Regions from separate parts of the Homo sapiens genome. Here regions 1 and 3 are each linked to region 2. A link is a contact called in ENCODE Hi-C or POLR2A ChIA-PET data. All regions are on one chromosome and are shown on one strand. Each heading gives the region's core, a stretch centred on a gene start or an enhancer-like site at or near the end of the contact. The rest is flanking DNA. Distances are from core to core; before and after follow the strand shown. Region 1 holds the start of PPFIBP1 (PPFIB scaffold protein 1). Region 2 holds the start of PYROXD1 (pyridine nucleotide-disulphide oxidoreductase domain 1). Region 3 holds the start of MRPS35-DT (MRPS35 divergent transcript).

Region 1 (4,398 bases), core at 1,671-4,170, 6.1 Mb before region 2:
ATACAAATATTTTATGAATAGGAAAGGTTTTAAAAGAAGTCAGCTAGTCAGTAACTGAGGGGAAAAATGACCTTGTTCTGATTTATCTCACGGTGGAACAGGGAGCTACAAAAAGACTACATAAACAGTTAATTAACTGTCCCTCGGTGAACTTGTTCCCAAAAAAATGTCAGTGATGCCCTTGAAATTAGGCACTATTGATCTGGAACTTCAGTGTGTCCTGGATTTCAAATCAACATTTATCCATTAAGGCCAGATGACCTTAATTTTTATTTTATTTATTTATTTTTGAGATGGAGTTTTGCTCTAGTCGCCCAGGCTGGAGTGCAATAACGAGATCTCAGCTCACTGCAACCTCCGCCTCCTGGGTTCAAGCGATTCTCCTGCCTCAGCCTCCCAAGTAGCTGAGATTACAGGTGCCCACCACCACACCCGGCAATTTTTTTGTATTTTTAGTAGAAATGGGGTTTCACCATGTTAGCCAGGCTGGTCTCCAACTCCTGACCTCAGGTGATCTGCGTGCCTCAGCCTCCTAAAGTGCTTGGATTACAGGTGTGAGCCACCAAGCCTGGCCGACCTTAATTTTTAAAGTTGCTCTTGGAAATATGACAGTTGTTGGTCACAGGAATTTAACCAAAAACTGATCCTACCTTTCTCAATAACTCAAACATCTTTTAAGTATTCCGTGTTTTCCTACACCATATCTGCCTCATAAACATGGACTGAGAAAGAGAAATATTGGTTTAAATTAAGTATGTAAAATTACTGCTATTATTCAAACTGTGAATCAAATTTAGAGTTTTGGTATATTCAAGTCCCTAAACTAGGACTAGTTTCTTGGAAAGAAAGTGTAAATCTGAATTTGGCACATAAGGATAACATCCTAAAGATACTCTTCTTTACTGAACCGTCTGGCTTTTGCAGCCCCATCTTTTGGTATTACAAATGCAGTTGGAACACTATCAGCCAAGGAACACTACCGTGAGTTCACATTAGCCCACAGGAACTCCACTCCACAGCTCTATCCTACTGAAAAAGTACACTGGAAAATACAGTATGTTTTATGTACTCCCCATAGAACATAAATAGAAAAGACTTGTTCACCATTATTGCAGAGCCATTTGCAATTTCTGTGTCTTAAGCCAAAATACAAACCAAAATTAAAATGTTGTCTTTCCAATAAAGCGAATTTTCCTTTCTCAAAAAGCCTGCTATTTTATCCACTCTATTTAATTTTTTCAGGAACTAACAACAATACAGACCCAGGTATGTCATAAACAACAGCACAACCAAACACTTCTTTCTAGTTCTGAAACCTAATGATCATTTGGCTAGAAAGATAGAGAACCCCATCTATAGTCCTCTATCCCTTTTCCTGACTTGGGTTTACTAGACCTACTGTTGTGGCTTCTTTCTTTCTCCATCTCCTGGAAATGCCTTTTCCCTTCAGGGGCCTGGGATACGGATTTTGACTCACAATGAAGTCCACTCCCATTTCCTCCAGACCTGGCAACAGTAGGATCCTCACTGCTGAGGAGGAACTTCGGTGAAGGAAAGGGGAAACTTGACTCAGGAGTCTCAGCGCTTACTTTTTTTTTTTTTTTTTTTTTTTCCTTCCTGCTCCAAAAGAGAGCCTTAAAGCACTGATGAGAGGGTCCTGAATCGGTGTATGGAGTCAATTTCCCCGCCCCCTCGAGAAAGTCAATCACACCCAGTTAGTGACCTGGGCACACAAAATCTCCACATAGGAAAAAGACAGGGTTTGAAATAGGAAATAAACAAAAATCAGAATTCTATTCTTTCACTTCTTAAAAGTATCTTTTTCCTCCCGCAATTGCTTTCTCAAAATACCAAACTTGGACTTTGAAATCAAGTTCTTTTTCTATTGCTCTCCGCAGTTCTTACTGAAAGCAAGGATTTGTTTTGGTCCCACATGTTGAAAACTTCACGTCCCTATAATTAAGAGTTTATATGCCACGCCTTCCACCGCGTTTCCCTGTTAAAACTCCCTTCTCTAAAAAAGATCCCTGAAAACACAACTACCAGCTCGCCCCTCAAGCAGCCACAGGAAACAGATCTGAAGATTCTCAGCAGCCATCCTAACCTCTCCAGATATAAAGCTGGCAGCTGAAGGGATTTCTCGGTTAAAATGAGTGAATACTAGTTGCAGTTTTAGAAGTGTGCCCCCAAGAGACGAGTTTTCCCGCAAGCTCATAATTAATAAACACCCCAAGTGAATTTCTCACATCCTGACTGGATTACACAAAAGGATATTTTACATTGATATATAAGACTAACATTGATATTCTTTTAATATATAATAGGCCACAAGGAGACAAAAAAATACAAAACTTTTTTTTTCTTTTCAACGAGCATAATTTTTGAGTCGATGATCCATAATTTTTTGTGGCATTTTTAAATGCCTCAATACACACAGACAGAGAGACACACACGCCCCTCTGGTTGGGGTTCTCAGGTATTACCGGGAGCCTAGGGTGTGGGGGTCTAAGGATACAGACAAGACCTAAACGTCCAATCCTGGAGTATTCTTCACGTACAAGCTCGGTCCAAGCCCCAGGAGTTAAGCCCTACCCCTCCACCCCCACCACCCCCAAAAAGTGCCCGTTCCCATTGGGAAACAGGAGTGAGTTGCACAAGGAAATCGACCCGGGGAAGAGGAGGAGCAGCTGCAACAGCCAGCTGCAGCCACACAACGGTGCCACTTCCCTCCCGTCTGGGAGTGGAGCAAAACGCCCTTACCTGGGGGGTGGAGAGCCGCCGGCACTAGTTCCAAAAGTTCTGGTCCACCTCCTCTCGGAGTTCAAAGCCCCAGCACTCCGGCCCGGCCGCCAGCTCGCAGCACACGAGTCCTTCCCCGTCCTTTCCCCACCCTGCCTGCACTACACCATGTCAGGAATCCGGGCAGGCACCGAGCTGGGAGCTGACATCACTCCCAGTTCCAGGTACCTCCCCCTCCCACTGCCGCCCTTCTCTCCTCCCTCCCTGCAGGAATCAGCCAAAGAGAGTCAGCAGTGGGGCGGGGCCGGGGGCGCCTGCGCGCCCGCTGATTGGAGCCGGGGAACGTCACTCAGAGGAGTCCACTAATTTTATGCATTCCTCGCTGAGCCAGACTAGGGCTGGAAGTGGGTGGATGGAAGAAAATGCTGCCCTTCCTGCTATCTCTAAGGAACGGAGATAATCCGATGGGGAAGAACCTGGCGGGTCGAGTTTTAAACTTTTCTTGTTGTAGTTACTGAGATTCCAGATCAGAAACGAAACTAACCCACGCGAACCCCCTTTTTAAGGAGAAACAATTGCCTCGGTGTCACAGGCACACGGGCATGTACAAGCCCGGCGGCGCGTGGTGTAGAAAATGGCTAGCTTTAAGCCATGCAAATAAAGGAAAACGTCAGCTCACCCTTCTGCCCTTTTATCCTGGGACTGCTGGGTGTTCCCTTAGACGGGGAATGTAGAACTTCAAAAGCACTTCAGAAAGATTTGGAAGAGACTCCTGAAAACGGTGACCGAGCTTTGAATTGTTAAGTGGTGGTGTTGTCAGCCATGTGGCTGCTGTTGCTTTTAGCGATGAAAATCACACCACACAAGCTTCTCGGGCAAGTAAAATTGAATCTCTGAAGCAAGAAAAATGTATTTCCCCGTTTAAAGACCTTAAGGCTGCTGTTTCAATGCACACACTGAAAAGGGTGGAGGAAGGAGGGACCTCACAATTGAGTTCCACAAACCACATGAGAATAATTACTGTAGAATGGAACCAATTGTAGTGGCTGAGCTCTCAATTAAGAATTAACTAACGTTTATCCTTGACAGATATCATGCGGTATAATCCCCTTGGCTGACAGAAGAAAAAGATTCTCAGAAAATGGTTCTTTCAAGGCAGATGCTGCTTACAGGCAGACCTGAATGGTGAAAAGCAGCTTTATTTGTATGAGATATAGGTAGCATATAACCCACCATCTTCTAAAAATATAGTGAATTAATAACTTTCTCTTTTTTTTCTTCTTTTTTTAAACAGGTCACTCTGCCACCCAGGCTGGAGTGCAGTGGCATGATCTGGCTCACTGCAACCTCCTTCTCCTGGGTTCAAGTGATTCTACTGCCTCAGCCTCCGAGTAGCTGAGACTACAGGCGCCCACCACCACACCCGGCTGATTTTTGTATTTTCAGTAGAGACGGGGTTTCCGCCATATTGGCCAGACTGGTCTCGAAATCCTGACCTCAGGTGATCCACCCTCTTCGGCCTCCCAAACTGCTGGGATTACAGGCGTGAGCCACCACACCAGGCCTCATTGTTTTTTGATTGATGACATGCCATACATTTACCGATCTGCCAAAAATTGTAGAGGGATGCACAGAATCCAGCATTGTGTCTTGTTTAAT
Region 2 (4,192 bases), core at 487-2,986:
ATTTATATCTCTGCTGTTTCCATTGCTAGATGAGGTCCTCAAAACTTCTTTATACTACTGAAATCACCTTCGAATTGGCTCTCCAGTTTCACGTATAAACCAGCTGCCTCTGCCACAAATACATTGTAACTAATCATCTTTCAAGCCTTTTCATATGATCAAGTTACTCCACTGCTCAAAAACATTTGACTACTTGTAAATTCTTGTTAAGTTCTCAGCATGCTAAGACTCCTTATGATCTATGCTTTAAGCTTTACTGCTCCCTGATGATCCATGCTTTTCCACTGGAGATGACATTCTTTTCTTGAATACTTGGTAAACTTTCACTCATTCTTTCATAATGAGATTTTAAAAATACCTTCTTTGATTAAAAAAATTTCCTCTTCCCTAATTCACTCCCTACATACTCCACAGGCACCTCTAAGATAACCGTTGATATCTCTTGCATAGACATACAATATTGTAATATTGTCTCTTCCAGCAGGCTGTGAGTCCCCAGCATGGTATATACCATGCTGTTCATAGTTGAACACTCAGCCCTTAATACGGTGCCTGCATCATATATGTTTACTTAGTGAATAAACGGAAAATACGCATCCAACGATGGAAACACTTGAGTTTCTTCCACTATTTCTTATGACTTCAGTGATTGCTCATGTTTACTTTATATCAACAAAATAATGTAGAACTTTTTGGAATACACACATGTATCTGAATATATATGGTCTGGCTATTCAGTATAATCAAGAAAGCAAGCCCTACATGCATTTAATCCTTCGCTGATTATTTTACAAAACTTTACTAGAAATAAAGTTTCTTCTATCTTGGGAGTTCGAAGTATAGAAAACTTACATATGGGATTCTTTATTAATTAGTTAAGATGCACTAAAGACTTGGCAACTATCTGGAAACTAAACTCAATCACCTACGATAATTAACAAAGGGGGCTGAGGGCCGGGTGCTGTGGCTCAGGCCTGTAATGCCAGCACTTCGGTAGGCGGAAGCGGGCAGACTGCTTGAGCCCAGGAGTTCGAGACCAGCCTGGCCAACATGGTGAAAGCCCGTCTCTACTAAAAATACAAACATTAGCGGGGCGTGGTGGCTGGCGCCTGTAATCCCAGCTACAGGCTGACGCAACAGAAGAATCGCTTGAACCCGGGAGGCAAAGCTTGCATTAAGCCAAGATCGCACCACTGCCCTCCAGTCTGGGCGACAGAGTGAGACTCCGTCTCAAAGAAAAAGAAAAAAAAATAAAAAGAAAGGGGGCTGAATTTTTTGTCTAAATACAAAGTCCTCATGTCTGCTCTGACATTACAAGGATCTGAGCACGGATCAGCCAGCTTTGGTTTCTCGGCTATAATTTGCCTCCCACTCCTCCCTGCGCCTAAGAGAAAGCTAGTGAGGTCATCTGAGGACCACCAAGCAGTTTCTAAAATCTGGGAGCAATAAGTGCGGAAAAGGGCGCAGCAAAAAAGGAACCCGGAAGAAGAAAAAGGGAGGGGGTGGGAGGAAGGCCTCCAGTGCTATCCCCTTTGGGGTCGGGGAAAGAGGCGGAACCGCCTGAGCACCGCCCTACCTGCTCCGCACAAGTGACGCCCGCGATGCCGCCGCCGACCACCACGAACTTCCCTGCCGTCGGGGGAGGGCGCGCTGCCTCCATGCTGCCGGACTCCCAGTGGTTTACTGAATATCGCGGCGGAGCAACGGGACTCTGGACTCCAGGAGAGGAAGCAGCCGCGAGGCGGTCACTTCCGGTGCCTTACCAGATAATCCGACCTACGGGTGCTCGGGAGCTCACACTACTCATCTCGAGTACCTGCTGCCGGCTGCGTTTCGGAAGCAACGAATTGTCTCGTGGTGTTCAGAGCTTTGCGTTACTATTACTACACCTGAATGTAGTTATTCCATGAAAATTTGACAAAGAGAAAACCAAAAAATTAAAAATAAAAAAGTAAAGAAGATGGGTTGCCCAAAGAAGTTTGATAAATTACATATCTAAAGATAGACCAGTGTTCTCACGGGACAAAACATTCATATAATAAATGAATTGGTGTGAAGTTCTCATTATTTGTTTCTGCGAGAAATTAGAGGCACAGATTTTATGCTCTTATGAGTAGAAGGAGCCTTCGGGAACATCCTGACCCCACTCCTGTCATTTTTGTAGATGAAGAAACTTGAGTCTTCTGAAAACCACTTGATTGCCACCGTTCACCTAACAATCCAAGATTTTTGTTTGTGGAAGCACAAAAATTCTTCATGACAAGGCAAAACAATACTACTGAATTGTTCTCTAAAAAATCATCCTTTTCATTTACAACTTTGACCTCAGCTAAAGTTTCCAGGAAGAATGTACAGTTGCTTTCCATTTTGTCAAAACAAATGAACATTTCTTAAATTTCCAGTCAATAGCAGCATGTGTGAGGGTTGAATGAAATATTCCCAGTCTCGGTTTTACTGTGAATTTTTTTCGTGGTCAATTGTTTTTAAGAAATTGCTAAATCATTTTTAACTGTTTTTACTATATTATTCACTATTCATATTATTTTACTATTTACTATTACCTTTGCTGTCTCATATAACTTTCCCTAGGAGTTGTTTTGTAATGGTAAGGTATTATCTCTCAAATGGTTCACTCTAAAACTGGTAATTACCCGAGTCCCTTTAATTCTTTAAACACTGAGAATAACCATTATATATTAACAGGAAAGCCTACCACGTATCTAATTACAGGCATTTACTGATACCTGTAAAAATCATTGTTCTTTGATTTACCAAGTTAAATGGTAAGCGGTTTAATAAACGTGTCTAATTCCTGTTACTAGTATAGCAACCAAACAAAGCATTCATTTCTAGGAGGAGGAAATACATTCCTTAAGCCCATTTAGATCTCATCTTGCTTCAGCTTATTTTCACATTATCTCACTCACACTGTGTTCCATTCAGGCCACACTACACTTCCAGATCCCAGGATATGCCATTTTCTTTCTGAGCATTTGCACATATCTTTTTCCCAACTACTTTTCCCTGGCTAACTCATCAACCTTTGGTTTCATCAAGCCATTGCTTCCCCTTTAAGATACTTTATCTAACATCCTCAAGACAGCTAGGTGTCCTCTCCGTGTGTTCTTATAGCACTTTGTCATCCTCTAAATTTAGACTTATCCCACTTTATTGTAAATTCTTACTGCCTGACCCCACCACCACCATAAACTGCTTACATAATCTCAGGGATTATTTTTGTCTCCCTTTGTATCTCCAATGTTTAGTAGGGAGTATGTATTCAACAAAAATGTGCTCAACGAAATAGGAAGTTGGTGGAGCATGAAACTCCCCTGAAGTCCTTCTAAAGATTTTTAGATTCATTGTCCAGGGTCAGGATCCTCTTGTATATTGTGACAGGGGTTTCCTCTTTATGGAAGTCGGAAGGAAGAATGGAGTGGAATTTAAGCTCCCAGGGGAAACGGAAGGAGATCATCGTCTGTGGGAGGGGAAGCAAAGTAGTAGGAGGCTCCTCAAATGTAAAGGGGTAATGACTCCACACTCTCCTTTTTTCTTCCCCTTGTGAAGGCTGGCTTTTTTGTCAAAGGTGATGTAGGGATAAGACCTAGCTGCCTGCCACACTGGCATGAATATCCAACTTTTAGAAATGTCTAAGGGTTAAAGAACTTTCAGTGCATCTCACCTTAATGTTGATTAAATTAGATACATATACTGGATGTAAAGTGGGTTAAAAGTAAGATGTAGGTAACTTGAAACATGTTATCCACAGGGAGGGCAGCAATAGGTACAGGTTAGGAGAAAGGGCAACTGCAAAGAAAACTGGGCACCTAGAAATAAGGGAGGCCCAATGCCAGGAAGCAGCAGAGAAGCAGAAAAGACAGAACTTCAGCTCCCCTTTAGCTCTGGTCAGCAAGCTTAGGAGTGACCTGGTGACTGTTTCTGAGGAGTCAAAGAAATACCAGTGTATTGCTAAATATTATGGTGTATGTTTATGGGTGGAAAAGAAAAGCAGGACTTGGCAAAGAAAGGTTCAGAGAAGAAGTGGAATTTATATTGAATCTCAAAGGCCCATAGCATTTGGATAGGTTCAGAAGAAGATGTGGCAAGTCATGTGGGAAATATCCCAAGAACCAAAGGCTTAGCAGCAGGAATGAGCATGGGAAATACAGGAGATGGTAAAAGGGAAGAAAGA
Region 3 (4,240 bases), core at 1,459-3,958, 6.3 Mb before region 2:
TGAAAATTACATGGCTTCTGTGGTTCTGAGGTTTCTGAACTTGGACTGACATGGGCTTCCAGCTTGCAGACAGCCTATTGTGGGGTGAGTCAATTCCCCTAAAAAATCCCATCATATGTCTATATATCTACATCTACATCTATCCTATCCTACATCTACGTTCTGTCTCTCTGGAAAACTCTAATCAGTTGGGGAAAATCTCCCTGAGAAAGTGAACTTTAAGCTAAAACCTGAAAGATGAGCAGGACGTAGCCATGAAGACAAGCAGGTGAGAAAAAGTGTTTTGACAGAGTGAGAGCACATGGAAAATCAAAGTGAACAAATTCAATATGGCTGAAATTTAAGAACAGAACAGAGAGAGACAGAGAGAAAAGAGGCTGAAGGCACTTAACAGGCGTCTTAACTATAATGCATCCTTAGCAGAACTTTTTTTCTTTTGAGATAGGGTCTCACTCCCGTCACCCAGGCCGGAGGGCAGTGGTGCGATTACGGCTCACTGTAATCGACTTCCCAGGCTCAGGTGATTCTCCCACTTCAGCCTCTGGAGTAGCTGGAACTACAGGCATGGGCCACCACGTCTGGCTAATTTCTTGTATTTTCAATAGAGACGAGGTTCCGCCATGTTGCCCAGGCTGGTCTCAAACTCCTGGGCTCAAGGGATCCGCAGGCCTCGACCTCCCACAGTGCTGGGATTACAGGAATGAGCCCCCACACTCAGCCCCTTGGCAGGGCTTTTGATTTTCTTCTTCCAGTCTTCCCAATTCGTGTACATGGAATCATCATTCATCCAATTGCTCAGAACAAAAATGTAACAGGATTTTTTTGAGACTTGTCCTCAAGCCCCACATCAAATCCATCAGTAAATCCTATGAACTTTACCTTCAAAATATATCGCAAATACAACCACACCTCCTTCTCCACTATTACTTTAATCCAAGTCACCATCACCTCATTTGGATTACTGCAACAGCCTCCAAACAGATCTTTGGCTTCCACTCTTACCCCAGTAAAGCAGCCAGTGATCTTTTAAAAACGTAAATCACATTATATCAGTTCCCTGTTCCAAGCCTTTCAATATAAAACCCAAGCCAAAAATCCAAATGAAATGTCTACAAACTCTTGAGAGATCAGATTATTACTTAACTAACTCTCTGACGTCTTATACTACCACTCTCTCCTCTACTCACACTTAGCTCCTGCCACATTGTCCTTCTTCCCGTTCCTTGATCACACCCCTCAGATTGTTCTCAACTTTTGGCCTTTGCACTTATAGTTCCCCATACCCCAAAGGCTCTTTCCCCATATCTCTGCATGGCTTGGGGCCCTGTTCAAATGTCACTTCCTCAGAAAGATCTTTCCTGACCATCCTGTGGCCACTACTCCCCCCAAATCCATCATTCTCAATACTCTACTTTATTTTTCTTCAAAGCATTAAACCCTATCTGACATCTTATTTAGTTGTTTGGTTGTTTATACTATTGACTTCCCCACCTTGCCGTATCTCCGGTGAGTGTCTAGAACACTGCATGGTATACAATAGGAGTTAAGTATTCCAAGAATTTAAGAATGAAAATTTAAAAATAGACAATTATTAGACCTATGAAGAGCCAGTATGAAGGATTAATGTATTTATAGTTTATCTGAAAACAATGGGAAACCATTTGTAGATCTTGAACATGAGAGCAGCAAGACAAGATCTAAATTTTGAAAACCTCATTTGGCTGTTTTGAGAATTCAATGTAGGAGAGCAAGAGGGGAAACAGGAAACGGAAAAAAAACTTGTAGAAATGAGATGGTCACCTGAACTAGATAGTTGGTAGTATGAGGAGAGTAAATTAGAGATATAACAGGAAGTAGCACAGGTAGGATCCGCCTATTGATTAGACTCACGCCAGCTCCTCCTCAACGCTCCCGTCATTCTAGCCACACTTCTATCACAGCGCCTCTCACCCTACATAGCACTTCTCCGCTAATAAATCTGTATTTTCCACTAGAGTCCTCCGGGGTAAGCACGCTATCAAGCATCCCTACAATCTCTGTTAAATGGAGGTCATCAACGCCTGTTGAATGAAGGCCGCCCATTTGGTGGCCTGGAATTCAGAGCAGCAATTTGTCCTAGCACAGCCGTATGACTCTCTTAATGTTTGGGGAAATCCATGGTTCAACAGCGCCGATGCCCGATAAACAACACAGCACCAGTAACCTGTGCCAGGGGCTGTGGACGGGGGCAACACAGGAGCAGGTCACGGGGAAGGGGGATGTAAGCTTTCTGAGCAAACTCCCAGAGCACCCAGGGCAGAAACAGGCGGCTAGAAGCCGGGCAACGCGGGTGCAGAGCACAGACCCACGTCCATGGTTTTCCTACCAGACGGGCCTGGCAGCGGACGCACTGGCCTCCCCCGGGCGGCGCTGGCTCAGCCACCGCGGCACCCTTCATGAGGCCGGTATTCCGCTCTTGCACCTCCCCCAAAGCCCAGAGAAGACGAGACAGACACTCACGCAGGCTAGGTGTCGGGACCGGAGTGGCCGAGTAGACGGCAGTGGAGAATGCACGCAGAGTCCTTGCCCTCGACTGCAGAGACAGCCATGCTGGGAGCGCGGCGGCCGCCATGGCTGCGAGGACGGCAAGCCGGAGGGGACAAGCGGCGTTCAGTGTCAGGGGCGGGCCTGGGGCCGCTAAGCGCAGGCTCCCTGGGCTGGCACCGCCCTAGGCTGGAGAAAGAGGAAACACGTTGGTCTGCGCACTCAGAGCCGAGTCAAATGTGCAGGAAGATTCCCCCAAACTGAAAGAAGTAATGAAAAGAAAACAAAAAAAATCCTTAAAAATCGAGTGAATCAGTTCGTAGAGAATTGCAGATAAAGACCGTAGGGATAGGGGTTGCGGCTCACTGAAGGCGGGCGTGCTCTGGGTGGAACCTCAGTTGATCCGAGAGTCAGGCGGTCTACCCGAGGGACTCTTGTTATTTATAATTGTTGCTTTTCTACATTTACTTGGATTAAAGAAGTCTTCAACTAATGCCAGTAATATGCGCTAAGGGGAGAGAAGCAGTATCCCGAGCCAGAGTGCTTGGGTTTCAAACTTGACTTCACCACTTCTGGGATGTATGATCTCAGACAAGTTAGCATAGACAAATATTTGTGTACAGCGTTGGCATACAGTGAACACCGCGTGTACGTAGCCTATAACTTTTAGCTATATATGGTTAGCTTGTTGTTAGATCAGCTTAGAATTACAGAAAGTCAGAACTCATCAGGACCTAGAAAATAAACTTTTAATGAACACTCTTAAATTTTCTACGGTAGGATGAATTAACATACAAGCCTTAATAAAACAATTCTCGGCCGGACGCGGTGGCTCGCGCCTGTAATCCCAGCACTTTGGGATCCCGAGGCGGGTGGATCACCTGAGGTCAGGAGTTTGGGACCAGCCTGACCAACATGGAGAAACCTGGTCTCTACTAAAAATACAAAATTAGCCGGGTGTGGTGGCACATGCCTGTAATCCCAGCTACTCGAGAGAAGAATCGCATGAACCCGGGAGGCAGAGGTTGCGATGAGCCGAGATCGCGCCATTGCACTCCAGCCTGGGCAATAAAAGCAAAACTCCGCCTCAAAAATAAAATAAAATAAAATAAATTCTCTATTTTCTCTTTATTTTAAAAATTATTTTAATTAATTAATTAATTATTATTATTTTTGAGACAGAGTCTTGCTCTGTTGCTAGGCTGGAATGTGGTAGCAGGACCATGGCCCACTGCAGCCTTGACCTCCCAGGCTCAAGTGATCCTCCTACCTCAGCCTTTCAAGTAGCTGAGGCTACAGGCACGCACCACCACACCCAGCTAATTAAAAAAAAAATTGTTTTTCCAGAGATGAGGTCTCACAGTGTTGCCAGGGCTGGTCTCAAACTCTTGGGTTCAAGCGATCCTCCTGCCTTGGCCTCCCAAAAAAGTGATAGGACTACAGGCGTGAGCTACTGCACCTGGCCTATTTTTTCTATTTTTAAGTTTTTTGTAGAGTTGGGGGTCTTGCTATGTTGTCCAGGCTGGTCCCAAACTCTTGGCTTCATGTGATCCTCCTGCCTTGGCCTCCCAAAATGTCGGGATTACAGGCATGGGTCTGGCCTATTTCCCTATTTTGTCTCAAAGTGACAAAATTATAACAGTAAAAACAACTAAAAATAAACAAAACCGATTCTTGGTAAGCATACAACCAGTAGAGCAGAGGTATGCAGGTGTCC

What was found. A loop is a pair of places that touch in the nucleus more often than their neighbours do. ChIA-PET counts read pairs that join two places held with the same protein, here RNA polymerase II (POLR2A). Pooled maps may share reads with other maps.
Region 1: a loop to region 2 is called in a pooled map, with 12 times the contacts of the local background. The contact joins the promoter of PPFIBP1 here to the promoter of PYROXD1 in region 2. A Hi-C loop is called at or near these places in 2 of 50 pooled maps. POLR2A ChIA-PET finds 5 or more read pairs at or near these places in 2 of 52 experiments (H1 and T-cell).
Region 3: a loop to region 2 is called in a pooled map, with 12 times the contacts of the local background. The contact joins the promoter of MRPS35-DT here to the promoter of PYROXD1 in region 2. A Hi-C loop is called at or near these places in 3 of 50 pooled maps.

The regions. Positions count from the first base shown.
Region 1 is chr12:27,522,728-27,527,125 of GRCh38, reverse strand. It overlaps PPFIBP1 (PPFIB scaffold protein 1), which reads right to left and starts at 2,920. Exons shown (of 30, transcript NM_003622.4): 1 at 2,761-2,920. RefSeq lists enhancers at 2,298-2,898, 3,145-3,604, 3,502-4,103.
Region 2 is chr12:21,435,199-21,439,390 of GRCh38, reverse strand. PYROXD1 (pyridine nucleotide-disulphide oxidoreductase domain 1) reads right to left here and starts at 1,736. Exons shown (of 12, transcript NM_024854.5): 1 at 1,577-1,736. The coding sequence starts at 1,660. RefSeq lists enhancers at 1,588-1,777, 1,828-1,907.
Region 3 is chr12:27,709,215-27,713,454 of GRCh38, reverse strand. MRPS35-DT (MRPS35 divergent transcript) reads left to right here and starts at 2,708. Exons shown (of 5, transcript XR_001749448.2): 1 at 2,708-2,792. It overlaps MRPS35 (mitochondrial ribosomal protein S35), which reads right to left and starts at 2,623. Exons shown (of 8, transcript NM_021821.4): 1 at 2,500-2,623. The coding sequence starts at 2,611. RefSeq lists enhancers at 2,203-2,992, 3,003-3,082, 3,113-3,192.